2 separate regions of the Mus musculus genome follow, and region 2 is linked to region 1. A link is a loop called in an ENCODE intact Hi-C map of the cell type or tissue named here. Cell type or tissue: left cerebral cortex. All regions are shown on one strand. Each heading gives the region's core, and the rest is flanking DNA. Links, peaks and the distances in the headings are about the cores only. Region 1 has its middle 150 kb from the start of Rasa1. Region 2 has its middle 22 kb from the start of Rasa1.

Region 1 (16,600 bases), core at 4,384-12,383:
AAGTCCATTATAGATTTGTCAAAAATGACCATCCATGATATCCAGTATTTCTGTTGAAAATGGCATCCAATGTTCATTTACTGAGAACTATAGATGTTTAGATATTCTAAAAAGCCATTTCCTCACTCTTTTAACCTTCACATATATGAAAATGGACCTCGCCTATGTTGATAGGGCCTAGTGACTTAAAGCAAGCATCTTTATCTTGCCTGAGTCCATCTAATAGCTGTGATGACAAAGGCTTCTCCAGCAATCTCTGACAATCCAGAATCCCCACATCTTTAGTGATTGAATATTAAATTATTATTTTTGAAGAACATATATGTGGATTAGAAAAATAATTACCAAGCAAATGTTTCTATGTACTAGCATTATACTTGACACTGAAGAGCACTGTATAGCATCACTCAAAAACATTAAAATGTAAGCTGATTTCATTTTATTAATTTTCACAAGAACTATTCTAGCAAACCGAGACAACACTCTGCTTATTTATGAAAATAAAAGAAGCCCATTGTCCCCAGATTTATGATAAATCTGTTACTACAGTCAGAGGCAGCTGTTGTTACTAGCATTTTGTGCCTATAAGTAGATATGAATTTTAATTTACAAATGATTCCTTTTCTATCCCATTTCCAAGTTTAGTTTTAATGAGATTTAAGGGAAAATAGTTCTTCCCACACTTGAAGACCACAGGGATTGGTTCACCTCGAAAATGAAGTACACGCACTGAGAAACAAGTGTGTTTCTGTGCCTCTTCAGTTTAGTAATTCTGAGTCTTAATAAGGTAACATAACAGTCTGGTGTTTGTAAGAATCCAAAGAACACTGCATATCTTTGAGAGAAGGATGATACCAAGTGTTTCCAAAGTATTTGTCCTTCTAGCAAGACACATTTAGGCTGTGATTCAAAGCAGAAGATAGCTGGTATTCATCCTTCACAGAGTTTATAGACCCAAAGGACTGGCTTCAGTTAGGGATGATTACCTGCCTTTCTATGTGGACTCAGTTTTCCTCCATGTCATCCTGAAGTTTTTGTACACACTGGAAGGCATGTGTTTCCAGAGTCACACTTTGGCCGAGAATCTGGCAATGCAGAGGCAGAAGGAATTCAGAAGCAGGCTCTAATTTATCTCTCCTCTTCCCCAGTGTGTGGCTTCAGAAGCAGCTTATTTTCATCAAATACCACAATGCATGCAAGAAGCGGGAGATGGAGGTTATGATTCTATTACAGAGGGTCTATCGAGAACTAGAATTCCGTGTGCTTGCAGCTTTCCATATTTGGACTCACTGTCTGTCCTTGTCAGAACCTTACTTTCTGGTTAGTAAATGTCGAATGAGGAACTCTGGCTCTCTTAAGCTCTCACGTCTCTCATTCTTATCTCTAGCTCTCCTTTTTTCCCTCCCTTCCCATTCTCTCCACGTGGCCATGGCCTGCCCCTCTCTTTCTTTTTACCTTCTCTCTTCCTTTCTACAATAAAGCTCTAAAACCATCAAATAAGACTAGTAGTCCATGGAAATCACAAAGAACACTGTTTGTGTTCTCTTCCACACTGTTTGTGTACCACTCTTCTACACTGGTAGCCTTTCTGAGTATCCTGGCTCAGCATTTTCCTGATTGGTAGGAAAGACTTACAGCTATGCCTGCCACCATGGCCTTTGTTAATAATTACATGATACATTCCATCTGTTTGTCACTTCTCTTTCTTATTTCTCAACATATGTGAAATCCTCATAGGAAAGAGAAAGACTGCTGGGTGTCACCTTTGTGATCCCAACATCTACTAGTAATATTATCATCTGTATTCAACTGATTAAAGAAAAGGTAAAATTGTATGGGGTTTCCATTGTCAGTCCTAAGATTTCCTTAACATCTGTTAGATAAATTATAAAATATTAGAACTAAGTAAAATGATGGGGAAAAAATGGTGTGTATCTGTAAAAATAGGAGCCTTGGTTTTTAAAGGTTCTGATGGCCAGGGCAAAGCAAACTCCAGGTTTTCCCAGCAAGTCCTTTTCCCTTCTCTTGTGGAGAGCTCTTTGGGACTGCTTGCTTCTAGACACTTGACAGGAAAGTAGATATTGAGCCAGGATAAAAGAAAGAAATTCAAGGCTGGAATCTGACTTTGGGCCAGGACTCAGAAAATAGGCCCAGATTAAGAACATTAACATTTGCAAAACTCAGAGCAGCCTCAGTGGAGGCTTATGTGGCATTCCTTTTGTCTTGGTAATCCTGACTAGTCCATAGAAAGGTGTTTAGGGGATTTTGTTTATTGTCTTGCTTGTTCCTTGATCCAGAGCTGATATTATCATTTTGCATGTACTTAAAGTGGTATAAAAGTAGACTGGGAAAATAAATAAATAAACCTGCTCCAGCCTCAGAATTGGCTGGGGTCATGCTACAACGTTATCAAATTGTCTTTTTTCTTTTTACTCCTCACTCTTGTCTGTGCTGGAGAACCTGTTGATTTACTGAGCTGCTTTGGTCAACGTGGAAACTTCTGGTTTAACAACTCAGCTGTGTCTGGAAGCTGTGTCATGTGATGTTTTTCTGGATGCTGCCACATTATGTCTTTCTGGAAGTTATCTTGTGAGAGAGCATGTGATGTTTTGCTGAAAACAGATGACTATAAATGGAACCCCACAAACAGTGAAAGGATGCCCTTGAATTGCTATGCTGTGCAAGGCTTCGCTTCTTCGAGGGCCTTCATTGGACTTTGCTTGTCTTGCTTCTTCACTGGTTTTCAGTAGTCTTCATGTCATGGAGTAAAACACGCCAAAGAACTTCTGGTATTCCAGCTTCTGCTGACTTGTGCTGATTAGACAGAGCCTTGATGTTTCTGTTGGATCCAGCCACTGCTACTGATTCATGTTGGGTGTTTGCTATTGAACTGGACTACTAGTATCGTGATACTGAAGAATAGAATCACACCCAAAGAACTACTACTAAAGTTGTCCACAACCCTCTTTTACAATTAACCTTCCTCTTCAACCTCTGTTGGGTGGGTTAGAAGTGAGTTTGAAGGGTTTAAGAACCCTAAATAAAGTAGACCCTGAAAAAAATCTAAGCCTATAGGTGGCACCCAATGTGGCCTAGGCATAATGGGTAACTCACTTCTAAAGAAATAGAGAAATCAGCAGATTTTGATGGGCTTGCAATGTTGTTTAAGGAAGTCACAAAATAACACCTACTGCAGCTGAGACGGTTCTTGCCTTGCTCCTGGAGGGGTTTTTCTGGTTTTGCTTCATAATCTTCATGCATATCATTCTGAAAAAGATTGTGGGGAAAGCTAAAAATTCAAAAGGTTCACTCAATTCTCTTGTGTTAAAAAGAATTGCAGAGTTGGCTCTGCACTTAAGAGAGTTTGCAGATAGAGGTTGGAAACAAAGAGCCAGGAGGAGGAGAAGAACAGGGTTCAGCCTTGGTGTCTGAGTCCAGAAAGCAGACTAGGCTGGAAGGCAAACTGCTGTCCTGCTCCACACACTTTCACTGTTAAAAAGCACCAGAGCACCTCTGTGAGACAAGGGGCCAGCAAGAGCAAGAGGTAGTATAGGAACAACAGGTTAGTGTTGACCCAAGTGCACTGCCAGAGGCACCTCACCTCACATTAAGTCTGGAGTAGTCAGCCAAATAGGAGGAAAAAACGTGAAAACCACTGTATTAAAGCCCTCCTGCCTTCGGATGCTGTGACCCTTTTTCTTGTTGTGGTGACCCCAAACATTAAATTATTTCATTGCTACTTCCTGACACTTTGCGTCTGTTATGAATCATTATGTATGTATGTATGTGTGTGTATATATATATATGATATGCAGGATGGTATTATGAGACCCCTGTAAAAGGGCCATTGTGATGTGACGAGTAGGTTAAGAACTGTGAGTCCAAGTCTGCCCTGCAGCTGGGCACGGCCTCTTGGGGAGGCAGAACTCTGGGAGTTTCACTTAGCTTATCCGACACCAGGGCGAGTGCTGGGCTATAGGGAAGCACTGAGATACCACTTTGTGTGTGGAAAAGCAAATCTGAGTTGTGGGAAAGCTAGATCTGGTTCAGGGGTCCCTGGGCCTGTGATAAGGGCAGGGCCATGGGGTTCTCTGACTCTTGGACATCCAGGTACCATTGGGAGTCATGGAAGATCTGAGAACAGGGGAGGGCTGGAGACAGCTTCTAGCCCAGAGCAAAGACAGGGTGGGGGGCACTGGCTTTTCTCATCAGTGATTGTCCTTAGCTTGGTGGAGGCAGGCTGGAAGCACAGAGAGGTTGTCTACAGGAGATTTAGCTGCAGCTGTGTCGTTGAATGACTTCTCTATGGCTCCCCATGGTGGATCTTGATGAAAAAGACAATCCATGGTCTAAACTGTTTACTGGCTGTTCATTAAGAAGAATGGATACATACTGAACTGTACCCCCTTCTCAGGGTGGGCCTGAGATTAAATACTGTTTTCAAGGAGGAAAGTCTGGGAAGGAAAGCTTACTGGCTAAGCCCTCAGGGCCTCTACGTACCTCATTAGCATGGAGAACTCTGTTCTGAGCCTATATGTCCTCAGGTCAAATTTCCTGGGGAGTCTGGCATATGTACCAGGGAATTTGACTTGGACCAGGGATTCACCTAAGTCTCGGGTATGTGCCCATCAAGTCTCCAGGTTTCCACCTGTTCTATCTTACCAAGCTTCCTGGCATGGTTTTACCATTTAACAGGAACGACTTCAAGGATTCCTAGAGAACCATACCCACCATCCTAATCCCTGAGCCTCAACTAGATTCCTATGAATTAAGTTACACCTATAAAGATCCTTAAGCCTGGCAGACTACCATATGGAATCCCTAAATCAACATTGTGAACATCGGCTGGAAAGTTGTTGTTAGGACTGTCTTGGGCTAACCCAAAGCCCATCGACAGTACTGGGAAAGGCACTATAATGAAATTCCATGGTAGGCTTAATGTGAGGATCTGTACTCCTTTGAGAGAGAATCAATATTCACTCATGCATGTGCAAGAGTGCATACATGCACACATGCCCATACATGCATTCACAGTCACATGTGGTTTGAGATGGGGGCATGAGCTTTGGAGATTGGTCTACATTCCTCCAGGAACATCATTTTGCTGGCATAATCACAGTCTAAGTGCGCAGCTAGGTGCCAGCTACAAACACCTCCAGCCATCCTGTCTTCAGGAAGCACAGGCCAAAGACAATGGATTAAATGTTTCACAATTACCAGTCTGAGGACTTACACACAATTCATAAATGGCCAGCTGTAATCACATCACATCTGTAAATCTCCTCAAGAAACACAATTTCACAGGCCTACCTTGTTCTGGCCAAATCACTCCTCAGAAAAACAACTCCAGGTGCTTAGTCTCTTGAACAAGATGAAAGCTGGCATAATTAGCCTCCTAGTTCATCACTGTGAAACAACAGTGGCAGAAAAATAGCACAGCTTTTAGCCACTTGTGAGAACTGAAAAGAGATAACAGGAGAATAAAGGGAGAAACACCACAAAATAACTCCAGATTTGAATTTAAGTACTGTGAAGCCATAACGCTGGTATCAAAATGGAACAAAATTCCTTCTGCCCTTGTTTTCTGAACTCCTCTATAGCTGCCTGCAAGCCCCTGAAGTACCTGCTCCATCCACCACACAGGAGTTCTACTTGTTGATAACAGCATGTCACTGCACTCTTCACTAGTCAGCAGTATAATTGTTCTGGATGTAGATGTTGCTTCCACTAAAATTAAGACAGAACTTGAAATGTATCTCTTCATGGGATAACAACTTAAATAAAAGCAAGCTTCTAGAAATTTATTCAGCACCCCATTGTCCATACAAATAGGGTTGTCTAGGTGAAATGATGGACTTAGCACCTTTTTAAGTAAAATCATTTCATTTTGAAATAGTTAGGTTCCTTATTTTCCTGAATATATTGTGATTCATCTATGTTAACAAGCATTCCTTTCCTTTTTAACTAAGTCCACTTTAAATTTATACAAAACTTTGTTTTATACATACTTTGTTTCTATGATTCATTTCCTAAAAGCCTCCTACTATAAGAATCTGGGGAGCCTTAGCTTACCAGGGACCCTCTGAGTGAATCACATGGAGCAGGGATCAATGCAAAAAGCAAGAGGAATTTATTGTTCCAGTGCAGTGGGGTCATCCCGGACCTGAAGGAGAGGCGGAGACCCCCACCCCCACTCCCTCCTGGTGCCTGTTTGGAGAGTTTTTATATGGTTTCCAGGGTCAGAATAGAGCACCAGCAACTAGGCACAATATGATTGGTGGAACAGTGCACCCTTTAAACTGGTTGGTCGTTAGGGAATGAGGTGACAAGGACTTCCCTTGAAGTCCTTGGGCAACAGTCAATCTTGAGGAATGTATCCCCACCTGCAGGTTGGTTCCAGCCCTGTGGTTTGAGAAATGTTAATTAACCTTTCCCTTCAGGAGGGCCAAGTATTTCATGACCTTCCCAAAGTTCCTGAGCTGACCTTTTCACTGCCTGTTTGAAAATCATGGGATCATGTAAGTGTTTTTCTTCCTATAATCAGAAATGACATGGCTCTTATTTCTCCTTTCATTATAGATAACCCCCCCTCCCCAATCACATGGCTTGTATTCTGAAGAGAAAAACAAAATCCTTGCAGGACTTTCAATGGAATCACAACTTAAAATAACAGATTATATTTACTTCACACAGTTTCTTCTATGTTATCAAGGGGATTTGTTGTTTTCCTTTCTTCAAAAACTTTTCTACTATTTTCTACCATGCTGATGATTTGAGGTCTAATTTATAAAACTTTGTCAGTAATAGTTCATTGGAATAATTCTCACACTCATCTGTGGATTCAACTATGTGGCAGTTGGCAACTTCAACCCACTTGAAATAGTTCCCATATCACAAAAATAGTTACCTTTAAATAACCCTCTTCCATCTGCCTTAGATAACAATGGTGGAAAGGAAGGGAGCAGAATGCACTGTCTCCAGCTGGGCATGCTAAGAGACTTGTTTATACCATACCTGTCTCCACACCATGAATATAGAGATAGCATAAAGTATAATTATTCCTTAGAATGTTCCTGTTACTATAAAAAACTAAAGCCTGTTCTAGATCTTTCTTTAAAGTTGTATGATTAATTAGGAACATTGTGTAGCTTCTGCTACTGAGATCAGAAAGGCAAGGACCCCAGCCCAACTGGATGCTGTTGTTTATCTGCACATCGTCCTTCTTTTCTTAGAAGTACTGCCTCATAGGGATGTGTGTTAACAGTAGCATTTAGATAGCGTTCCTTTAGATTTATATGACAGTCATCTATTTCCTCTGCTTTTTCTGTGCTCTGAGGAAAGTATTAAGTATGGAGACTTTGAACAGTGTTCTCTTCTGACTTCCAGGATGAAGAGAACTACTACACAGTGTTTGCTTCCCTTTGAGGATTAATGTTAAGCAAGATCTTGAGTGTGTAATGGGTGCAATTGGTATCATGCTGGCAGTCCAAGTGAACAGAAGAGAAGGAGGCAAGAAGATAATAAAGTTCCAAATAAGGAATGGTGTCAGTGAGACAGGTTGAGAGAGCTGGGGGTAGGGTGGGGTGGGGAAGAGCAGGACAATAACACTGACCCATAGGGGATAACTTACTGTTTAATAAGCTTATCAGAGCACATTTAATAAGAAATATTCATATAAAAATTTAAAATGAGTAATGAAGTTATTTTTCGATGTGTATCAAAATAGCAGGATTCAGTGTACTTGGTGCCGTATGCTAAATAGAAGCACATTTGCATAGCATCTGATCAGCAGTTTTCAAAATGCTTTTATTGGAAGCTAGCAGACGGTTTCCAGGTGTCACTCTTTTCCCCAGAAAGATATTTTCCTTTCCTACATCTCTACACTAAGTGAACATGATACTATATGGTAAAAGGACATTTTCAAATTTTAGGGTTTTTTTTTTTAAGTCCTTATAAATCTGCCCCGTGCTTTTTTTTTAACTCCAGATATAACGTCTGTACAAGAATATAGTGTGAAAAATAAACAAGTAACTAGCTTTAAATGTTCTATGTGCTGAACCTTTAAAACGATCTAGAGGATAGATGCACATGCATGTTCCTCTGTATCAAAAACATGGGCATTTATTCTAAAACATCTGCTGCAGTGTGTTTCTAAAGCACAGAATTTAATAATGAAATGACAGTGTGTAAATGAGGTGTTCTTGTTACATGATAAAATCACATGTGCTGCTGCCATCCAGGCATCATACCCTGTGCTTTGTAGAATTTTTTTGTTCTAAATGTTCTGTGTGTAGCACACATACCTGTGTATACACCTTTTTGCATGGAAAGGGTATGTGCACGTGTACACTTGGAAGCATGAGGCTAGTTGGGGGTCTTCTGTTATTCTCCACTTTATTTATTGAGACATGATCTCTCAGCTGAACCCAAAGCTCATCAGTACAATTTGTCTCCACAGTCAACTAACTCTGCCAACACTTCCTCCTCAACCCACACTGTTTCCTTTTAATTATCCGCAAATTTAGTGGTCACAGTTCCTTGGCATTACAAGGTGTCATCCAGTCTGGGCTACTGCCATATTTAAGGTCTTATTCAACAGTTTGCAACACTGACTGTTTGCCTTTAAGTTCCTTTTGATCTCTCTTTACCCATTTTTCATATCATTTCCTAGTTTGTTTCATACAATTCAAATTACCCTATGACCACATGAGATGACAGGTATACATGATGAAGCCAGCTTGGAGAACCTGATGCAAGACTGGGCAGAAAATAAGTTTATGCACATATGTTTGTCAGAACCAGATCAGATGTAGGTGATCATAAGACAACCCCTAGGCTGGTGAAGCAGTCTGTGTATGTAAATGTTTTGCCTGCATGTGTACCACATGTGTGCCTGGTGCTCTCAGAAGTCAAAAGAAGGTATCAGATCACTGGGAACAGGAATTATAGATGATAGTGAGCCTCTGAGTGGGTGCTTGTTATAGAACCCTCATGCCCTATAAGAGCATCCAGTGCTCTTAACCACTGAGCCATCTTTCCAGTCAGAAATACTTTTTTAATAGCTATAACACATAGGTCAAAGAAACACCATGGACCTAGACTAAGCTGATGGCAGAGACATTCAGAATACTAGAGCAACAACAGACCTTGGAATTCAGAAAGATTCCAAGCCAGCAAGTTTCAGATTTTTTTGTGAAGAATAAAGAACAGCTTCCCCAGCACGGTTTCCTAATTGTCTTCCCTCAGCAACCTCACTTTTTCCTAATTCTTCTCAGAATCTTGTCCATGTGACCCATGGAACATTTTCTGGTTGAGCCATTTTGAAGGCAAGATGTATCTGATGAGAAGACGTGGACTTGTCCAGGGCCTTGCTGTGTATCAATGGACAATATCCACAGGCAGGAGTCAGGCATGAGGACTGTGTCTTCTCTCCTGACTCATAAACCTAAGATAGAAACAATAAATGTGGAAAAGTAGAATTTTTACTGTCTTAAACTCGGATGTGTTTTTATGTGCTACTAAGGCAGTACTTGTCATGTTGCTTATGAAAAGCAAACAATTAAATCCAGTTCCTTCCAATCAGGGTTCTTGCTTTTACAGAGCTTTCATTTGTCTCACTGCCTTTATTGTGCTTGCTGACTTCCACCACCCCACCAGAGTCATCACTCAGTATTTTTGAAGGATTAAGTGAATTATAGGAGTTTGCCTTGCATATTCTGTTCTTTAATACAACTTGCAAGCACTAGCCGGCATATATTTCTGTTTTTAATAGCAGCCTCTGATTGACAGAGCCTTATCGGAGTAAAAACACTTGCTTTGCCTGTTCACCTAGAGCTCTCGATTGGCATTTACTAGCCTAAAGTTGACGATGCTCTCTAAAACTCACTAAAGTTATTAGCAATCAGATCCAACTAAATTGGCATTTAATTTTAATTTTTAATTATCTTTTAATAGGGCTTGGAGATATCTCAGTTGCAAAAGTGGTTGCCATGAGAGCATAAATGCCTGTGTTCAATCCCATCAGCCCTGTAACAGCTGTTATCTCTAATAGAGGTTAAAGGCTTGTAATCCCAGTGCTTGGAGAGAAAGAAATAAGCAAATCCTCTAAGCTTTCTGCACACCTAGTTTAGCCAAGTCAATGAACTTCATAATCCATGAAAGGCCATGTCTCAAAAAATATATGGAAAAGTGATTCAGGAAAACACTCACTACACCTACACACACACACACACACACACTTTTTTATGAATTAGAAACAAAATGTTCAACAAGAAAAAATACATATAACAAAGATGTAAATGGTACATTAAACCAACCATGCAATTTATTCTGGAACTAATGCTTCAGCTAAGTTCTTGTCTCTGCCGACTACAAAGTAAATGCTCCCCTCTTTCTTTTAGTAATGGAATAGCAAAAGTTGTTGAGCTCTGTGTGCAGCCACACCACTCACGTTTTGGTTGACCTCTTGACCTCTTTACTCTGTTCTTACAGATTAGAACATGACAGTGACACTGGTGACTATGTAGATAAGGACTACAGAAGGCATAAAAGAGGTGAACTCACCTATTATGTCTGTCACAAAAAAGAAAAGAATCACAGTAGGCCATTGTTTTCAAAGGAACCTATTGTTTCAGCGACTTGGACTTTAAATAATAAATCCTATTAATCTATTAAAAATTGTCTGTTCTACCTTATTTTATCTTCAGTCCAAGTTACTGGAAACTGCCCAAACTTTTTTCCACCTCTGTTATATAAAATGAGGAAATACAGTTCTCACTGTGCCTGTAGTTCAATTTCCTAGGACAACAGGACACTAATAGCTTTTGACATATACAGGTTAATGTCCTAATCATGATCCTTTCAACTTAAATAAAACCAACAGGGATCCACTTGCAGATTTTAAAATGAAGCCATAGCAAGTAACAATGCAATGTATCAACAGAAACTACAGCAAAGTGTCTCGAGACTCATGAGAATGGTTGATGTAAAGGAACACAACTGTTTGTTCTCTCAACTTCCACATAGCTTCTCGTTTCTAGTTTTCCTTGTACAGTTTCTCTATTTCTTCTCTTCTAGGATCAGCTTTCTGACAAGTGGGTGATAATTTACTTGTTGCTACCTGCTACTATTTCTTCACAAAAAATGAGGGTCTCATTGTAGGCAGACATGATATGAATATGTTGCCAAAATATGGTAAACTCTTAAGTTTCATCTTCTTGTTCTTATCAGGACTCTCCTTTGATAGAGTTCCATTACCACTATGAAGATATCAGTCTATCTAGATGGGTGGACATTCTTTCTGGGTCTTTTGGTTCATTGCTTCCCTTATTCTTTAAGAGTCCTAAATAGTCAAGCTCTCTACCCAGGCTCTGAGCTAATCTGAGCACTCATCCCCAAATGTTCTTGAGTCTTCTGCAAAACATTACCTCTACATCTTCTCTTCCTCCTATGACATCTCCCATGTTTATCCAGATAATGTTCCCACAACTTATTTTACCTACACAGGGTAGATCATGCAGGCCAAAGAACCAATTACCCTCTAATCACTTAAGAACATAGGCAACCATTGGACTGAGCACAGGGACCTCAATGGAGCAGTTAGAGAAAGGACTGAAAAAGCTGAAGGGGTTTGCAGCCCCATAGGAAGAACAACAATATCAACCCACCAGACACCCCCCCCACACACACACATCAGAGCTCCCAGTGACTAAATCACCAATCAAAAAGTAAACATGGAGGAACCATGGCTCCAGCTGCATACGTAGCAGAGGATGGCTTTGTCTGGCATCAGTGGGGGAGAGGCCCTTGGTCCTGTGAAGGCTCAATGCTCCAGTGTAGGGAAATTCCAGGGCAGGGAGGTCAGAGTAGGTGGGTGGGTGGGTAGGGAAGCACCCTCATAGAAGCAGGAGCGGGGAGGGGGGATAGGAAAGGGGTTTTTCAGAGGGGAAACCAGGATAGGGCATAACATTTGAAATGTAAATAAATAAAATATTTAATTTTAAAAAACGCAGAAAACAGTCTGGTAATTTCTTTACACATATTAGTGCCTATGTGCAATCTTTGGTTTCTACTTAAACCGAAAAATTAAAAATTAAGCCCACAAGATTCTACTGCAAATTACTTTTTTTTCCATTTTTTATTAGGTATTTAGCTCATTTACATTTCCAATGCTATACCAAAAGGCAAATTACTTTTAAAATAATATCCCATGTAAGTCGGGCGGTGGTGGCGCATGCCTTTAATCCCAGCACTCGGGAGGCAGAGGCAGGCGGATTTCTGAGTTTGAGGCCAGCCTGGTCTACAGAGTGAGTTCCAGGACAGCCAGGGCTATACAGAGAAATCCTGTCTTGAAAAAACCAAAATAATAATAATAATAATAATAATAATAACCCATGTAAACTTATAAATAAGGCAATTATATTTTATATTTCATTGTAATTTATGTATTAAAATGATTATGTTCAAGTTTTATGCCTTCTTTGAATTGATGTCTAGATGTATCTTAATCTAGAAAGAGAGGAAGGAAAAAAAGGTGTTGGAAGAAAGGATGGAGGAAAAGAAGGAAGGGGTGGACGGGAGGTATTCTTGTAAAAGGATTCTGTGTGGAAGACTTGTGCAGTTGGTGGCACCTTTAGTATGTGACTAAATCATGTACTCACACAGCATATTAATCAAGGAAGAATAGGTAGGCTCTTGGGAAGTGGACTTCCTTAGATTTCAGTCACTGGAAGCATGCCTTTGCAGGGCTGCCTTTGCAGGGTTCACCTTGTGCCCTGGACCATCCCCAACCCCACTCCATGAAGAAGCCAGGCCTGTTCTCTCATCCTTTCTTATACCCAAAGCAATGTAGCCAGGTGATGTGCATCTCTGTAACTGTGCATCAAAATAAATACTTTTATCCAAACATATTATCCAATATATAAGTCAGGAGTTAAGGAAAAGATGAAAGAGATAACACAAAAGGAATTCAGATCTACGCATTGAGAATCTCCAGCCTGGCTTCAGATCTTAGCTTCCTTGAGTTTTCTTACTAATAGATACTCTAGTAAAGCTGTATATGCAGAGACATGAGAGGGAATAACTTGAAGAGGGACATTAGTAGAAATATTGTTCACAGAGTTACAGAGCAGGGCAAGTTCTCTCAATTTGCAACAGCAGGCGTATCTAATGAAAGATATGCTTTTTATGTTGGCACCATGATTACTATATTTTACATAAGATCAGTAGTACAAGCATGAGAAAGGAAGAAAGAAGAAAAATAATAATTAAAACAGAAAAGCATTAGCAGGCGAAGAAAAGGATGCTGCTGCAAAACCAGTCCACCAGCAGGTTCTCTGTTGCCTACCACTCTCAGACTTCCACAAATCTGCTTCTGAAGATTCAGGTTTGGATCTAAGCAAAACCTTCAATAGGAGTCTACATTACATCTGTGCCAGAGTCAGAGACTGTACGCTTGCCTAAGATGATTAAGAAAAAAGGAAGATTCAGAGTGAGCAGGTCAGTGTGACCAGGGCAGGGGAGAGAGTTGCACAGAGAAGCAATGCTCTGGAAAATCTGCTTGGGAAGGCATCTTTGGAGAAACAGATGAGGATTGAGGTAGGCTATGAACCCTGATTAAAAGGCACTCATAGGTTAAAACTACTTTTAACATATTACTGGTCTTCTTTGTAGTCTTTTGTCTATTTTGCCCTTGCTTTATTCCAAAGCTTAGAACACTCTGGCACTAGGTTCAGTTTTAGGTATATGCACAAATGCCTCTCTTGGGACAGACTCTGTTCTCACTACTTTACGTATATTAGCTCACTTAAGTCTCAGATAAACATGAGAAGGAAATGAAGGTACAGAGAGAGAACAAGAGTCTGATCCAGCCTGTGAGTGGCAGTGCCAGAACTTAAATACTAGACTAATTGACTAATGCTGGTGCTCTTATTACCATGAAATAGTTCTTCACCAGACAGGAAGCCAGACTATGACTACAACACACAGTAATCTCTATTTGGCACAACCGGATCCAATGATAGCATCATTTAGAGGCAAACTGGAGGAACCAGTTTGGAGGGAAGCAGGATGGCAAGAAAACTGAGCAAACAGCCTGCCTCTATTTTATGGCTCCAGTTTTTGTTTACCTGAATTTTAATTAGTTCAAAGCATAAAGACATTGCTTCTATGTTTCTTTCTTTGGTTTGTTACTCTATTGCAAAACAAAGAAATGCTCCCAAATTTAAAGAATAGCTTCAAGATCTGCCAGTCCCAGTACTGAGAAGCACCAGGTATTTTCTTGGATTCAAAAAACTCAGTTTGCCCCAATTAAATTCCAAGGAAATGATAATAACCAATTACTCAGGAATGTTTGGGTGGTTGTTTGGCACACTTAATTTCAATTATTTCTTTATCTAATTATTTCTCAAAACCACACAAACTCACAGACATTATTTTAATATTTTATAAAATAGTAACTGATAAAATAAAGTATTAGATAAGTAGGAGAAAGGAAATGCATTCATTGTGCATCCTCTTCTTTCTTTCTTTCTTTCTTTCTTTCTTTCTTTCTTTCTTTCTTTCTTTCTTTCTTTCTTTCTTTCTCTTTAATTCTAAGACTTTGGCAGGTGATGTTGTTTATTCAGGCCACTAAGTCTGTTTCTGAATGTTTCCACTGAGTTCCAGTGAAGAGACCAAGCTGGCTGCCAGACTTGAACTAGCTAGGACAGAACGGAAGTGAGTCATCGCCTCCTTCACCCACACTCTTGAAACTGAACCTGAAAGGAGAAAACCTTAATGCATAACAGCAGTCTGTCCTGTTTATTGTTGTGGTCACATGTGCTAAGACTAAGTGCTTATGACAGTCACTGTCTATAAATCCTTGGTGAGAGAACAGATAAGTGACTTTTCCTTCTGTCCTGCCCTTAGCTGCATCTCTGCAGGGAACAAGAACCCACGGAGTTTTTGAGTTTCCTGAGGCTTCATATAGACTTGGAATAACATGGGCAACTACAAATTACCACGAACTTCATGTGATAAAAATAGAATTTCTAATTTCCTCTCCTGCAGTAAGTATCCTTCTGTCTGTCCAGCTCCTCAAGGCAAATCCTATAAAAAAAAATGCTTGATTCTTCTCTTCCTCTCATTCACTGTTTCCACACTCTTAGCAAATAGACCTTGCCCCTCAAATGCATCATGAAATTACTTACCACTAAGTGCTGTCTCTGTTCAATGACCATCATTTTAAGCACTACAGCTGCCAAACATCTTCTCTCCTATAAAAGTCATACTTAAATTCCTTGATTCTAAGTTTGTCCATCTGCAATTGAACTTCCATCTAATAGCAAATGTGGATGCTTTTACTCATGACTACTGTCTCATTCCTTGTCCTATAATGCTCCTTGTCTTCCTATTATGCTTATACCAAAGTTCTAATCTGCCATGACCTCAAAGTTAGAGATACTTGGCTCTCCTGCTCATTACTCTGACCTGTGTTCAGTTATAATGTCCTTTGTACCCTTACCTGAGCATAATGTGGTCCCTTCTCAAAGACTGCATCTTTTTAATGTGTCTGTATGGAAATCTCTCTCTAAATCTCCATCATCCAGGTTTGAGTGAAACCATCTTCTCATTCAGAACCCTCCATACAACACCCCCACATTAGGCACATTCTGTTATCAATTCATTTTCTCTACAGCGTTTACAACGGTCTGAAATAATGTTGTGAACATAAATGCTTAATCAACATCTCCACCTTGGAAGCAAATTTAGGTAAATATAAGGATAATATTAGTCTTGCTTCTGGGTTTTAGTAAATGTTTTTTTGAATTGATGAGCAGTGTTCTGTAGAAGTTAAGCCTGGTTCTTTCTTCCAGCCCCATGTTCCCAGAAATAAGACTCAGACTCAAATAATATTTACAAATACCTTGACCATATAGCTAGGCTCTTCTCTGACTTGATTATAATTTAAAATAACCCATTCATTCTAATCTACATTCTTCCATGTGGCTTGTTACCTGTGCTCAGTTACCATGCATCTGTCTCATCAAATCTCCCTGGACATATCTCCTGGCTCACATTATCCCAGAATCCTTTCTACCTACAGGATGTTTCACCTCCTATTTCCTGCCTAGGCTATAGGCCATCAAATTTATTATTAACAGGTGCCACATCCACAGACACAAAATATTTTCTCTACAGTGTTTGTGGTTGTTTAGGGTACTTTTGTTAAGTGCTATTTGATTGTTATGTTATCGGGTCTCTATAAGCAGGACAGAAGTTACAATTGAAACTAAGCCTTTTTATTTTGGTTGTAGAGTAAAATCTGACAAGCTACCTTTTTAGAAATACTTTCACAATGCAAGTGTATCAATATGCCAATTCTAACATATCTGCAAAAATTATATTTTTTCAATCCTGTCGATTCTGTGGATATAGCATTCAAGAATGTTTTAAATATTGCGTACATAGGCATAACTATCACAGTGAAATGATTCTTTCAACCACACCTTTCATCTTGATTCTCTGCCTCTCCCACTCACTTCTGTGTATAGTGATCATTTTCTGAGAATATATGGTTCAGTTAAAATGTCGGAGAAGAGAAAACTGAAATCACTCTACA
Region 2 (16,600 bases), core at 5,205-13,204, 130 kb after region 1:
GCCATCTCTCCAGCCCCTCGATTGCTTTATTTTACTAAATTTCTGAGCAAGACTCACAAGCCCATGGTTGCTCTATTTTATGATATCCTTCTTATTACTTACATACAGACCTCTGTCAGGTGTACTTTAACTTCAACAGCATTTGATATAACATTTTCAGATGTTCATTTTTTTTTCTAGAAATCAATTCATTTTGAAGCCCAAAAGAGAAAACAGCTTCCAGCTGGGATCTTGAAAATTTTTGAAGGAGTTTTTTTATTCTCAAGGTTTTCTTCTAATTATCTCTTCATTTCTTCGTAAATTGTAGACAGAGAAGCAAGACTTGGTAACACTTCTGATATGTTGACAATTTTTCTTCATTTTGAAATAGACTTAGGAATACTATGAGTAGATTTACAAGTCAGAAGTTCAGGGCATAACTCGAGGGAGAGTGATTATCCAACAGGAGAATAGCCCTGGTTTCAGTCCTCCACATTATATTAAAAAAAAAATACAACCAAGGTATATCTTCTACCATGACTTGGTTATCACTTACTTATTCATGTACACCAACATGGAATTACAGTGGAAAATTCCACATCTGGCTTCATGTGACAGGTTGAGTCACAATTCAGGAAAAATAAAACTACTACATAAAATTGCTTTTGGTTACTTCTTTTTTTTGTGACTGTGATTTTATACTCACCCATTTATATTTATATGCACTTGAATTTATATAGTGTATCATCTTTGTACTAATATTCTTCTGAATTAAAAATATATATTTGAAAATGAGCTATGTCAATGTGTATAGATCTAGTTCACACTTGCAGGTGAATCTAAAGTATTATCTTAAGTAATGTACATCTTACTTTTTATTGTAAGAAATCTAAGCAATAGTTTATGCTGTTGTGTCTGGAATAAGAAATCTTTACTGGCTGAAAGTATAGCTTAGTTGGAATGAAAGGAGGGAGAAGAGAGGGAGTATTTCTCTATCCTATAGTAGTTAGTTTTCTTAACTTTCTCTTACATTTCTAGAGTTTTGCTCTTTACACATAAGTTTTATTCATTAGGAATATAGTATTGTAATCAGTATAAGATAGAAATTTGCTTTATTCTTTGTTTTTATCATATGGCTGTTCAATTGTTCCAGCGTTATTTGTGGTTGTGTGTGTGTGTGTCTGTGTTGGTGTGTGTGTGTGTGTGTCCGTGTGTGTGTCTGTGTTTGTGTGTCTGTCCGAGTGTCTGTCCATGTGTCTGTCCGTGTATCTGTCCGTGTATCTGTCCGTGTGTGTGTGTGTGTGTGTGTGTGTGTGTGTGTGTGTGTGTGTGTGCTTTATCTCTAACTTAAAATGCCCAACTTGTAATACACCAAGTTCCCATTATATGAGGTGAGTCTGTTTCTGTCTCTGAGGCTTTTATATGCCTGTTAATTTATTCCTGACATAAAACACATCAATGAACATAGCTTTAGACTGTGAATATGTAACAGAACAGTATTGGTGAAAGAAAGTCATACACTTCCTAGGATAATATTCCAACATCATGTTAGTGTAGCTAGCAGCTGATATACACATCTGCTGTGCATTTGTTTTCTTGCTTGCTTTCTTACATGTAGAAACTTTGTTTAACCATCTTATTCTATTTCTTTTAGTGTATGTTCAATTACATTTTCTTTTTTTTTAATTGGGTATTTATTTCATTTGCATTTCCAATGCTATCCCAAAAGTCCCCCACATGCTCCCCCACCCACTCTCCCACCCACCCACTCCCACTTCTTGGCCCTGGCATTCCCCTGTACTGGGGCATATAAAGTTTGCTCTACCAATTGGCCTCTCTTTCCAGTGATGGCTGACTAGGCCATTTTATGATTCCTATACAGCTAGAGACACGAGCTCCGGGGGTACTGGTTAGTTCATATTGTTGTTCCACCTATAGGGTTGCAGATCCCTTTAGCTCCTTGGGTACTTTCTCTAGTTCCTCCATTGGGGGCCCTGTGATCCATCCAATAGCTGACTGTGAGCATCCACTTCTGTGTTTGCTAGGCCCTGGCATAGTCTCACAAGAGACAGCTATATCTGGGTCCTTTCAGCAAAATCTTGCTAGTGTGGGCAATGGTGTCATCATTTGGAAGCTGATTATGGAATGGATCCCTGGATATGGCAGTTTCTAGATGGTCCATCCTTTCTTCACAGCTCCAAACTTTGTCTGTGTAACTCCTTCCATGGGTGTTTTGTTCCCAATTCTAAAAAGGGGCAAAGTGTCCACACTTTGGTCTTCGTTCTTCTTGAGTTTCATGCGTTTAGCAAATTGTATCTTATATCTTGGGTATCCTAAGTTTCTGGGCTAATATCCACTTATCAGTGAGTACATATTGTGTGAGTTCCTTTGTGATTGGGTTACCTCACTCAGAATGATGCCCTCCAGGTCCATCCATTTGCCTAGGAATTTCATAAATTCATTGTTTTTAATAGCTGAGTAATAATCCATTGTGTAAATGTACCACATTTTCTGTATCCATTCCTCTGTTGAGGGGCATCTGGGGTCTTTCCAGCTTCTGGCTATTATAAATAAGGCTGCTATGAACATAGTGGAGCATGTGTCCTTCTTACCGGTTGAGACATCTTCTGGATATATGCCCAGGAGAGGTATTGCGGGATCCTCCAGTAGTACTATGTCCAATTTTCTAAGGAACCGCCAGACTGATTTCCAGAGTGGTTGTACAAGCTCGCAATCCCACCAACAGTGAAGGAGTGTTCCTCTTTCTCCACATCCTCGCCAGCATCTGCTGTCACCTGAATTTTTGATCTTAGCCATTCTGACTGGTGTGAGATGGAATCTCAGGGTTGTTTTGATATGCATTTCCCTGATGATTAAGGATGTTTAACATTTTTTCAGGTGCTTCTCAGCCATTCGGTATTCCTCAGCTGAGAATTCTTTGTTTAGCTCTGAGCCCCATTTTTAATGGGGTTATTTGATTTTTCTGGAGTCCACCTTCCTGAGTTCTTTATATATATTGGATATTAGTCCCCTATCTGATTTAGGATAGGTAAAGATCCTTTCCCAATCTGTTGGTGGTCTTTTTGTCTTATTGACGGTGTCTTTTGCTTTGCAGAAGCTTTGCAACTTTATGAGTTCCCATTTGTCGATTCTCGATCTTACAGCACAAGCCATTGCTGTTCTATTCAGGAATTTTTCCCCTGTACCCATATCTTTGAGGCTTTTCCCTACTTTCTCCTCTATAAGTTTCCGTGTCTCTGGTTTTATGTGAAGTTCCTTGATCCACTTTGATTTGACCTTAGTACAAGGAGTTAGGAATGGATCAATTGGCATTCTTCTACATGATAACAACCAGTTGTGCCAGCACCATTTGTTGAAAATGCTGTCTTTTTTCCACTGGATGGTTTTAGCTCCCTTGTCAAAGATCAAGTGACCATAGGTGTGTGGGTTCATTTCTGGGTCTTCAATTCTATGCCATTGGTCTACTTGTCTGTCGCTATACCAGTGCCATGCAGTTTTTATCACAATTGCTCTGTAGTACAGCTTTAGGTCAGGCATGGTGATTCCACCAGAGGTTCTTTTATCCTTGAGAAGAGTTTTTGCTATCCTAGGTTTTTTGTTATTCCAGATGAATCTGCCGATTGCCCTTTATAATTCCTTGAAGAATTGAGTTGGAGTCAATTACATTTTTACCTGTTTTGAAGCACTGGAAAATCTATATAAAATTTTTTGGATTTTCTACCTGTATTTCTGGTGGATTTTTATCTATGAATTCAATTTCTCTGATGTCATCTCTTCAGACATGAGCTTATTCCTCTTAGGTAATGAGTGAAATTTACATTCTTATTGAATTAATATTATTTGAGCTTGCTTTTAAGTCTTTTGTTTTTGTTTTTGTTTTATAAAACTTTAAAATAAGGCAGTCACTGTGGTACATAATAATCACAGCACTGGGAAACCCAAATGTGGGGCCATGTTGCTGGAAGCATTAAACAATAGGCAAGTTCCTGTGCTACACAGGACAATAGCGGGCCACATGGCTCTAATGGGTTTTCTCATCCTGGCATAGTCTCTGTCTCAGAGTTCCTGAGTCATCTCCACCCAATTCACCAAGTTCCCTTGGCGGGTTGCTGCCATGCCAGACCCATGCAATGACCGCCTACCTTGCAATAAGCTGTCACAATTCCCAGTAACCTAATAAAATCAAAACTCTAGAAGTTTATAATTAAACAGTAATATATATATATATATATATATATATATATATATATATATATATTCTCAACTCACAAGATGCCCACAAAATGATTTCAGAGCCAATTGATAATGATATAAGCTGCCCACATAGATAAGACAAGTTATCCGGGTTATTCTCTCCCTATATGATACTTTATCTACCTGTGGCTATGTAAAGCCACACGGAATCTGAATCGTCCTGTTCGTCCTCCATTTTCCTCCTCCTCTGTCTTTTGCTCCCCATCTCTGCAACTCTTAGCTCCACCTCTCTTTTTCCTATTCAATCACATGCTTCTTGTTGTTTTAATAATTAAATTAATTGGACAGGGAAAATTCTGTTACAAGGCCAGTCTGGGTTGTAGAATAAAAACCAAACTCAAATTTTTAAAAAATTTAAATTAAATAATACTTTATTTTGGTTTCATTGTATTTTGAAATAATGTATGTTAATGAGTTCATAAACAATTAGAGAACTTTTGGTATCATTTCTCCTTGGAAAATATACTTCTCACTTAGTGAGATGAGTCTTCCCAGACAATGCTACTAGTTTAAAGTTTAAAGATCAAGATAAGCTTTGGTGTGCTTTCTCTAATACTTGAATGAAATACTGCATTTCCCTGAAATATTATTCTATAATGTAAAGGCATATCTTAGGTTTACCATCATTCTTAAACACATACCCACACCATCTAATACACAATAATGAGTCAGAGATGGAATAACTATTAAAAAAAATCCTACTACAATCCATAAGGAAATTAATGGAAAGTCTATAAGAGTATAGGGTACCCATCTCCATCCTCAAATCACAAAGTCACGGCAGAATAGAAAGAGGAACAGAGAGATAAGGCATTTAAAGAGGTAGCTTACCAGAACCTAGAAATGTCACATAGACTTTTTTTTTTAACCTAAAATTTGGTCACATAGTACCAATAAGAGACTTATAGAGGTATTTAGTTGTATACTCAAAAGAGAACAGATATTGATGGCCCATGGTGACATTGTCATTGCCATGGAATGACCCTTTTAGCAATTAGCATTGGCTTTTAAAATCTGATCTGAGAGTCTTTGTAACTTCAGGTGAACTTAGTCAGATGTTTTTGTTCCAAGTTTGATGCAAAAAAAAAAAAAACAAACGATAAATTTAAAGGGTAAAATTATTATTCAAGATTTATCATGTGGGCCACACCTAGCTCCCCTGAGCAGCTTGCTGAACCCAGGACCTTCGTGTCCAACCAAAACTCTACCTGAGTTCCCCAACTCAATCTCCTTCTGTCCAGTATTCACAGTGCACACCCAACTGCTGGGAGGCTTGCACCACCCCTGAGTTCCATTGTCCTGCCCAAAGACACCCACCAGAGGCCTGCCAAACTAGAATCATCAAGTTTAGGCTCCCTACCAATAATTGCTACAACTGAAACATCCAGGGACAACCAGATGTCCACAGGCCAGCATAAGAACATAATCGTCAAAAGCCAGAGCAATATAACACCCTCAGAGAACAGCTTTCCTACTACAGCAAGGCCTTGCTATCTTAACACAATTGAAGCATAAGAAAAAATGACCTTAAATTTCATCTTATAAAGATGACATATATAGGCTGCTGGCAGAAAGTGTGGACCAGATTAAAGGTGGATCTTCTCAACTCAAAAGATCTGAATAAAAGTCTATCTTCCCACTTCAAATGATTTAATTAAAAAAACGAAAACCCTCACAGTTGTGCTCAGTTTGAGATTTACATAATTCCAGATGTAGTCAAGATGACAATCAAGAATACCCACTAGAGGTGTATTCTTTGTTAAGGTAGCCTAAACTACTGTAATAATTTCACTCAAAATACATTGGAAATTTCTTTCATGCATCAACAGGGTGATATAACTGAAAGGGTCCATGCCTACCAGGAACAGCTTGAGAATCAACATCCAGCATCCAGAAGGACAAGGATCACAAAAAGTCATATACACCTCTTCTAGAAGCAACCAGCACTACTTTCTCTAATGTTTCATTGTCTACATTCAGACTTATGGCTATACCTTAACTGTAAGGAATGCTGCGTATCATTTAGAAGTTTATTCAAAAATTATTTTAAAAAAATAAGAAAGAAGTGTTAGGCCAGATCAAAGACTTCCTTATATTATATATGTGTGTGTGTGTGTGTGTGTGTGTGTATGATTATATGTGTTGGAATATGTATGTATGTATGTATGTATATGTATGTATATACAGTATCAGATTCTTTGTTCTGTAGGAGGAAGTATGCATCATATGATATAATACATTATCAATATTCAAATATTTAATAACACATTCCATTAACTCCCACTTATACTTCCAAAAGTATAATCTGTATGTTTGTGTGTATGTACACGTATGTACATGTGAATATATAGGCCAGAGGTAAATGTCTGGTATCTTTCTCAGTCTCTCCACTTTACTTTTGTCTTTTGAAACGATGATTCTCACTGACATTAGAACTCAGCAATTATCCATGCTACAATGCACTGTATTGACACTCCGGGTACTTCAGGGCATCCACCTGTTTGTCCCTCCTCAGTACTGGAGTTATATGGGTATACACTGCACCTGACTTTTTTTCATAGATGTTAGGTATCTCGGCTCCCTTTCTTTCTTTCTTTCTTTCTTTCTTTCTTTCTTTCTTTCTTTCTTTCTTTCTTTCTTCCTTCCTTCCTTCCTTCCTTCCTTCTCTTCCTTCTCTTTCTTTCTTTCTTTCTTTCTTTCTTTCTTTCTTTCTTTCTTTCTTTCTTTCTTTCTTTCTTTTTTTCGAGACAGGGTTTCTCTGTGTAGCCCTGGCTGTCCTGGAACTCACTCTGTAGACCAGGCTGGCCTGGAACACAGAGATCTGCCTGCCTCTGCCTGCCAAGTGCTGTCAACTCCCATTCTTATGCTTACACAGCAAACACTTTCCTAAACTGAGCCATCTCCCCACAGCTCTCATTTTGTGACAGAAGGAAGACTCACAGAAAACAACTGTGGGAGGGTTTTTATTTATTTTTTGCTTGTTTCCTTCCTTCCTTCCTTCCTTCCTTCCTTCCTTCCTCCCTCCCTCCCTCCCTCCCTCCCTCTCTCCCTCCCTCTTTTCCTTCCTTTCATCCTTTCTTCTTGTCTTATCACAGCTACTCTCTTTGACAAATAAAGGAGAGCAGACGACAGTGCATCCCCCAGACTTGTGTCCTTTTAATCGCCTTTGCAAGGTACTCCTCCTATCTCTTGTAGCTTTACTTCAATGTTTAAGGAAGGCATTTTTAGCATCATGAATTTATTATGAATGGCGCTCCTTTGTAAAGCATTCATTGTTTCATAGTTATATATTTTGATTTCTTTCACTTGATTCAGGAAAAACAAAACTAGGAAATTTTTTACAAAATGATGCAAATTCATCACAATATTTCAAAAGACACTGAAAACAAGGATTTGGGGGTGAGGTGGGTATGTAATAATGCTAACACCAAAGCATTGCCTTGCAAAGCAGGAGTGGTTTGCTGAGGTAAGAATATATCCAGATGGCAGGGTGCATATATACTAAGATAATGAATGAAAACAAATTCAATTTTTACTAAGTCAGCTATTACGCTCTTCTGACCTCTAATATTCATCCATAGTGTCTTTGGTTAAAAGAAAAAGATAAGCCAGTTGTGGAGGCTTCTTTGCCATTTAGTAACTGCATGAATTCCAGGAACCTAATTTCCCTAGGACGCACATTTATTGTTGTGTCCTACCAGAGGATAGTGAGATAGAGGTAAGATAAAGTATTCAACACACATCTTTATAACCACTGTATAGACCGTATTTTACACAAACACTAATGATCTTAGAGTCAGAGTGCCAAAAATCCAGTCCAGAGTGTTTTCTTATTTCTGACATTACCTCATGCTCTTGGCCATGGCTGCTGACTTCCAGGGCACTGTGCCAGAGATACCTTTTGTGTTTTTATTCCATTTCTGGTTTCCTGTTAGTATTTTTTTTTTTGCCTGTGTTTCATGCAAAATTCCATTCTTTACCAAATACATTTTAGTTAACCATGATTTTTATTTTTATATAGGCAGAACCATGTTATTTATACACCGATTTATAATAAATTTAAAAATAATCCACATCAAAATGATTAAATGCTGTTAGGTGTAATAGATGTCAAAAGTATGGCAGAGACTCAAAAATGTATTGGAAGGAAAAAGAAAATCTATTATGACATCTTAATTATGAAAACGTTAGGTTTTAGGCAAAAGCTCGCTTTTGTGAAAAGGTAATATTATAACAAAGGAGACAACACAATTTTATAATATAACCTACAGAAAGATCTGTATGTTGACCTGGTGGTTTATTGTAATATAAAGAGGCATTAAAAGAAAGCAGGCCGAGTTCCCCATGCTCCAGGGGCCTATTCAGCTCACTGCTCAGTTAGGATTTACTCAGACTTTCCACAGAACAGCACCATCTGCCTGATTAGTCCGTTTTCTTGGTATCCTGCCCATTCCTGCTATTTAAGTTTCTGCTCTATTTCAAGAAAGGCACTCGTTAGAGATGGCCACATCTGTTATCACTTGAGAAGTCAATATATCTAAAAGAACTAGACTAGCACCCTGGTATTTTACTAAGTACGAGACTCAACTTCCTTTCCCGTAAATGCTAATAAATCATGAAATAACCTTTAATTTCCCTCTCTGCTACCAATCCTGAAATTCTGTGAATCTAAAATAAGAAATTCTCAGTGTAGGCATTTTTGCGAAAGACACATTATAAACACAAACAGAAAAAAATGTCATATGTTAAAAAATAAAGTTAATTGAATGCTAACAAGAAATAAGAAATGTAAAACATGTATGGTCTGTTATAATGACTCAAACACCCAAAATAGGATGCTGGAAAAAAATGGCACAAATGTGTTTTAATTCAACTTTCTAGAAAGTATGCTCCATATAGGTGGGAATTTATGTCTTTTTCCTTTTTTTTTTTTTTTTCTTTTCACTGTATCTTGAGTGTTGGGACACATTGCAAAAATCCAGATTTTTAAGTCAGAATTACAAAATGGTTCTTCAAGATTCCCTGCTTCTTATGTATTCATTCATACTTCCTCCGACTTGCACAAATGCTAATTTATATATTGATGTAATGGTATTTTATAGATATAATTAATGTCTGAAATAATTAACCTTATGATTAGATCATCAACGTAGGTCTGACATCATCACAGAGATCTGTAAAAACTCAGTTTTATGTGATAATTGTAAAAAGATACCACAAAGCCAATTACTGACTACCTAATGGAAAGCAGCAGCTACATTGTAAATATGGCCCTGTGGAGCAGAGAGCAGTAGACAAGAGCTAAAAACAGCCCCCAGTGTATGAGCAGTAAGGCATCAGGGATTTTAGTCCTACAATGACAAGTGGATTCTGCAAACATATAAACAAGCTTAGGTAAGAAACGGAGCCTCCAATAGTAAAGTCAGTGAATACATTTCAGCCAGCTAAGACCTAGAGCACAGAATTAAGTACAAACTCTTTTGAGTTTATAAATGTGCATTCTTTTATCCTGCAATATTAGCAATACTTTGTGATAAAGCAATAAAATACTATCTTATATCATATATGTAATAAAGAGTTGTGGAATGAATGGATGCATGAATGACAGTTTAGTATGATGCATACTAAAGTTAAGATATATTTATAACAAGAACAGATCATGGAACCATGTGGAGAAATAGATTAGTCACTGAAACTAAATTCATATTTTAGCGCAGCATAAGCACCTGAAGAGACTGCTCCTTCTTTGGCTTTTCTTTGGCTTTTCAGCTGAATGTTTTTCACCAACTTCTAACTCTACCAAGTACTACCTATGCCAGACCCTAAGGGCATTATATGCAGCTGTATCCACACAAGTGATGGTTACCACTCACTAAATTCTTGTGGTTTTACACCTAAGTTTTAATAATAACACATTTTGTATTCTTCACTGATATTAATTAGACATTAGTATATTTTTAAATAAAAACAAAATATTGATGCAATGTACCATGTTTTTTCTACTACCTCTCTTTAAGCTTCAGGGAATCGAGCTAAAAACCCTGGTTTCCCTTGGATCCATGGATGAAAGACACACATGCGCACACACACATGTGCACACACACACACACACAGACACACACACACACACACACACACACACACACACACACACACACAGAGCTCATTTTTAACCTGCCTTACAGCTCAGTAGCTGGTGTCTTCTAAGCTTTCCACAGCCTTTTCTTTACTCCTTGCTCAACACTCTAAATCTGCCCTTAGCTTAATTACATTTCTAATCTCCTGCCTGGGGAAGCAACCAATGGCCACTCCACCTGAGATCTCACATGGCTGGTGACTCTCCTTCTGAGGCATGGTGAATTCCTTTCTTCTTCCTATGTCTTCTAGCCTGCCTGTGGAAACCTGGAAGTCCTGACTCTTCCGCCCAGCCATTGGCCACTGGCATCTTTTTTTGTTCGTTTGCTTGTTTGTTTGTTTGTTTGTTTTTTCAAGACAGGGTTTCTCTGTGTAGCCCTGTCTTGAACTCAGAAATCCACCTGCGTCTGCCTCCCAAGTGCTGGGATTAAAGGCATGCGCCACCACTGCCCAGCTTGGTCACTGGCAGCTTTACTGATTGATCAAGAACCAATTGGGGAACAAGACCATCAGTGCTCCCATGCAAACTCCTGACCAAAGCATCAGAACCACCCCCTACAGTGCAAAACAAAAGGAAATGTATGTATTAAGATGTTTATATAGTAATCTCTCAAAATTCATAAAGATCGATTCCAATATCCCTATGAATATAAAAATTCATGAACAATATAAAATAATGTATATGCAATACTTCCATATACTTTGCATTTTTTCAAGAATATATGTAAAACTCTATTCATTATTGTGCTACATAAAGACTTATTATACTATAATGTGCAGGGAATAAAAAATTCATTCTTCACATTTAACCTAGATAAAATTTTAAAATATTTTCAATTTACAGTTGGTTAAATATATAGATCAATAACCTATAAATATGGAAGTCTGACTGTATATCTCCACTTACGTTTATTTCAAGAAAGTAAGTTTAGGGTATATTGGTCTACAACATCACCTTAAATCTATTTTGAATATAGGTATACCTACAGTATATATGCAAATTTTAGTTGAAGAGACACAGTTTATTTCATGCTATTAAGTGTACAGTTGAATTGCAATTAATACTGGAATTTTGTCTTATATTCTTTTTAAATATGACATATAAAATTGGAAAATATTTAAATATGAAATCAAATGTGCTCTCAGGAAATGGTTCTATAAAGCTTCAGAAAAGCTTGACTGTAAGAGCCCAGAAATTGCCTTCTTGTCACATAAGAAGGAAGATTGGAGGTTTCTGGGTGAACATAAAAAAACTGACGTGTATCATTTGATAAATACTTAGACTTCTGAGTTGAACAGGAAGATGGCTTTGGCATTTCTTTTTGTTATTGAGATAAGATCTTTCTATGTAGCCTAGCCTGACCTGAGAATTTACAATCATCCTCTCCCAGTTTCCTGAGACTTGGGATTATAGGAATGTGTCACTATGTCTGGCTGATTTTTTAATCATTATAGTATTTCTTCCTATGTCATTCTTTTTCCATAACAGGTGAGTAAGAGGTCTTTCATAAAGCAAAGCAACCAATAGCTCTTCATAGCTGTGACATCTATGAACTACAATGACTCCCATAGCAAGATATCCCTAAGGGTGTAATACAGGCACTCATATCTTGGAGGGAACAACAGCTATTGGTTTTTTATAGGTCTAATTGGATTTATGACCTCTCAACAGGAGGTAAATCATGCCTGGTACTACTGGTAGCATAGCCAACTTTTTCAGACTAGTGAGGTAATAGATCTTAGAAGAGAGCCTACTACCTCTTCTTTACTAAACCAGCATAATTGCTAATTGCATTCTAATACTCATCTTTATATCCACAGCTTGGTGTAGCTCTCAAACATCATCAAAGAAGCTTCTCTTTGCAACAGATGGAGAGTATTAAAGGGAACTACAATTGGTCCAAATGCAGAGAACTCATGATAGTGAGATTCCCAGCACCAATGGATACACTACAACACAACAGCTACAATTAAGGCTAATGTAACATCATGGAAAGGGGATGGGGAATGCAGAAAAATTATAAAATACAGAGGACCAGGAAACCTGTTGTGAGACTGTGTCTTCTAGAAATTACAGGTAAGTTTCATCCATAATATCCCAATAATATGGCTGCCTAGTGAATACCTGAACCAGGAATGCACCAATAGCAATGATAATGTGGAGGGAGAAATTTTATGGAATACCACCTTTAAACCATGAACTACAGGAAGCTAAGGGAAGTAAAGATGAACCTCCAACTGGGTTTTTCAATTCCAAATGGTTAGTCCTGAAATCATATAACTATATATGTGTGTGTGTATACATACATATACATATATATATATATATATACTCTATATATACATACACTCTCTATATACATTATATATGTATTATATACACATATATAGTATATATATGTGTATATATAACAATAAAGAAAAGGAGAATATGGATTTATGAGGGAGGGAAAGGGCTCATGAGAAGGATTGAAGGGAAGGGGAATTATGTAATTAAATTAAATTTAATTTAAAATTTAAAAAAGTGCTCTCTTTTTCCTATATGCTCTACAGCATTTTATGCTGTTTGAGTTTGTGATGGTAGCCATTCTGATCGATCAGGGTGAGAAGAAACTTCAAAATAGTTTTTGGAGGTTTTTGTTTGTTTGTTTGTTTGTTTTTCATTTTGTTTTTCCGATGCAAAAGCAAGAAGTTTATTTTCCAGCATGTTGGGGTTGACCTTCAATTAGTCCCTCAAGGAGAGTTACAAAGAAGGTGACCACAAATGACTATTACAAACAGTTTTTATACTTTTTAGGGGCACAGGTTACATTGGCAAGGTTATGGTTCAAACTTATTAGCTTAGCATAGTGTCCTTTATATCTATTGGCTAGCAAGCATGGCATGCCTTTGAACTCTTCTTGGGACTTTCCAGAGGGTCAGGTGACTATCAGTCAGTACATTCTGAGAATTTTTTACTCAAGAATGATCCTGTGGGTGGAGAATGGAACCTGGCCTAGCCTTGGCCCCAGGCAGTAGGGGGAAGCTGTAAGGAGGGTGTGGGACTGGAAAACCACTTAAGGGCCCCTCATCCCTCACTTTTTCTTGTACAAGCTCCAATCCTGAAACTATGATCTGAGATACTAGCTCATATTCTTCAGGACCTGTCCTCAGAGTCTTATATTGTTGGTACAGGACCATCAGCTGTACTGCTCATTCTTTCTTTTATGGTGGCTATAAGCTTGTTCAATATGCAGGGTCCAAAAGTCAACAGTAGCTGGAAAACAATTAGGAGTAACAAGGTGGATATGAGGGTGGTTAACCAAGCCAAGACCTGAACCATCCCCAACTCTGTTCTTTTTCTCTCTTCTGCTTGGCTAGCCCTTCTCTCACCTTAGCCATTGAATGTTTAACAACTCCAGAGTGGTCTAAATAAAAGCAACACTCCTCAGATAAGGTAGCACATAGCTCTCCTTGCTAGAGGAAAAGTTAAGTCTAATCCCCTCCTATTTCCTATTCTGTAGTACTACTTCTGATAATGAAGTCAATGATTCTTGAAGGTGACTGATGGGAGTTTCTATTCTCTCTATACCTAAATCAATGGCTGCCCTCAGACTGTCGTGATTTTTCTCTTGTAAGACCAAAGCAGAAGTCCCGGTGGCTGCTCTGCCACCCCCAATCCCAACACAAGGGAGACAGTGAGTGCTATAACAGGTTTGGCAGATGGGCACATAGGATGGGGAAAGGAACCAGAATCCAAAGATACCACTAGGCAGTCATGATCAAGGTCGAGTGATCTTTAGCTTGAGCAGATTATTCATCTTCTGTACCATCCAGCGGGGTCCCTGGGAAGCAGGGTGTCTGCAAGTTTCACATAGGAAGCATGCACCCAGACTTCAATAGAGTCCACCTTGAGAGCTGGGGAGTGGTTACCAGCACCAGGAAGGTCCCTTCCACTGGCGTTCCAGCATCTGTGCTAGTCACCAGTCTAGAAGCAGTGAGGGGGTCTCTGGCATTCCTGGAGCATTTAAGGCAGACAGTTTGGGCCAAATCTCATGTTGTATTGACTTGAGGCTTGGAGCCTCAAGAAGAGGTTCCTATCAGTGTGTTGGGATACCTCTAGAGAGGGCCCAGTAGACACCAGGGGAGTTGGGATACCAAACAGAATCTCGAAAGGCGTCAGGTTAAAATGGGTAGGGGGCTGTTCCGGGCTCAGAACAGGGCTAGGAAAAGGAGCACCACCCAGTCAGTGCCATTCTCCAAGGACAATTTAGTTAAGGTCTCTCTTAGGGTTCTGTTTGTTCTCTCTTCCTGCCCCGAGGTTTGGGGATGGTAAGCACAATGGAGCTTCCAATTAGTCCTCAATATCTCTGCCAATGCCTGACTTACCTTAAAGACAAACTCAGGGCCATTGTCCGATCCAATTACCTTGGGCACTCTGAACCTCGGGAAAATTTCCTCTAGTATCTTCTTGGCTACCAGGATAGCTGTTTCCTGCTTGGTGGGGGAAAGCCTCAACCCATCTAGAGAAAGTATCCACAAACACTAGAAGGTATTTGTAACCATAGTTTCCGAACTTAATTTCTGTAAAATCAACCTACCAATATGCTCCAGGCTGTTCTCCCCTGGGTCTTTTGCCCTGTTTACTCTTGGCTGCATAAATATTCACTTACTGGCATACCTTACACTGTTCTAGTGTATCTCTGGCTAAAACCCTGACATCTATAACACATACATTAGATACATTGAATGCTTAGATGAGCTTATCCCCTAAATGTGTCCATTTACCCAATTGGCCAAATAAGTCTTTTGCTTGCTTTCTGGGGAGTCAAAATAGTTTTAATTTGATGCCTAATGATATCAATCACTTTATAAAGTGTTGATCAGGCATTCAGACTTCTTCTATTGAGAAATCTTTGTACAAGTCTATAGTCCATTTTTTACTGGGTTTAGTGTCTTGATGCTCCCCCTCTCCCACATTCTCTAAATATTCTAATACTTACTCTCTGTTGGGTGTTTTTCTTTCATTCTGTAGACAGCATCTTCATTTCATTGACAGTTTCTTTTGCTATTTTGTTTATTTTGATTTTCAGAGCTTTATAGTTTCATGGGGTTCATTGAAGTGTCCATTGTTCATTTTTTCCAGTTGAGTCTCACTTAGGCCACTATATTATAACATGTACCCTACCTTCTCTTTTAGTAGCTCCAGAGTTGCAGGTTTCATATTTTTTATCTATTTTTAGTTGATTTTTGCAAGGTGAGGTATAATATATAGTTTCATTCCTCTACATGTGGACATCCAGCTTTCCCAATACACTTTGTTAAAGATACAGTTTTTTTCCTAATGCGCATTTTTGGTGGCTATAAGATCAGGTTGCTTTAGTTGTATGAACTGAAATCTGTGTTTGTTCTTCTCCATTGATCTATGTGTCTGTTTTTGTGCAAGTACCATACTTTTTTCTTTTCATTACTGTAGCTGTTGCACTATGACAAGATCAGATACAGAAAAGTCTATAATATTATTCTTTTTTGCTCAGAATTTCCTTGGCTGCCTTTGATTTTTTTGTGTGTGTGTTTCCAAGTGAAACTGAAACATGCCTTTTCTACTTCTCTGAAGAATGGCACGGGTGGGGATTTTAATTTGGATTGGGTTGGATCTGTAAATTGCTGTTGGTGTGATTATTTTCACAATATTAATTGCACCCATCTGGGAGCATATGTCTTTCCATCTTCTATTCTTCTGTAACTTTTTTCTTCAGACAGTTAAAGTTTTCACTGTAGAGCTTCTTTATCTTTTATGTTAGATATATTTTTAGGCTATTGTGACAATTAGGCTACGTTTCCCCTATCTTTTTCTCAGTGTGTATATGGAAAGACTACTGATTCTTATGTTAATTTTTTGTCCCATCACTTCACTGAAAGTGGCACTGATGGGCATCAACATAGAGCACTGATGGGCATGGACCTCCGATATCAACACAGCCTCAGGAGGTATCAGGGACCACAAACATCAACTTGGTATCCACTCACTATGGCAGCAGAGCAGATCACAGACACAGACATGGCCTCTGGTGACAGTATAGACCATGGAGGTCTGTACTGGCTGGTTTTGTGTGTTAACTTGACACAAGCCGGAGTTATCACAGAGAAAGGAGCTTCAGTTGAGGAAGTACCTCCATGAGATCCAGCTGTGGGGCATTTTCTCAATTAGTGATCAAGGGGGAAGGGCCCT

The links. Peaks named below come from ENCODE experiments on the same cell type or tissue, not always from the same donor. Only the 100,000 strongest peaks of a DNase experiment are listed, where the experiment ranks them.
Region 2: it touches region 1 in a loop (7-fold over the local background); 4 of 42 quality-filtered maps call a loop at or near these places.

The regions. Positions count from the first base shown.
Region 1 is chr13:85,428,400-85,444,999 of GRCm38, reverse strand. No RefSeq gene overlaps it. Among named protein-coding and RNA genes, the nearest start is that of Rasa1, 150 kb to the right of the region's middle. In left cerebral cortex, for the core only: no CTCF peak of the experiment used is centred there; DNase peaks (open chromatin) are centred at 6,939, 7,816 and 8,233; H3K27ac peaks cover 357 bases.
Region 2 is chr13:85,303,239-85,319,838 of GRCm38, reverse strand. No RefSeq gene overlaps it. Among named protein-coding and RNA genes, the nearest start is that of Rasa1, 22 kb to the right of the region's middle. In left cerebral cortex, for the core only: no CTCF peak of the experiment used is centred there; a DNase peak (open chromatin) is centred at 8,687.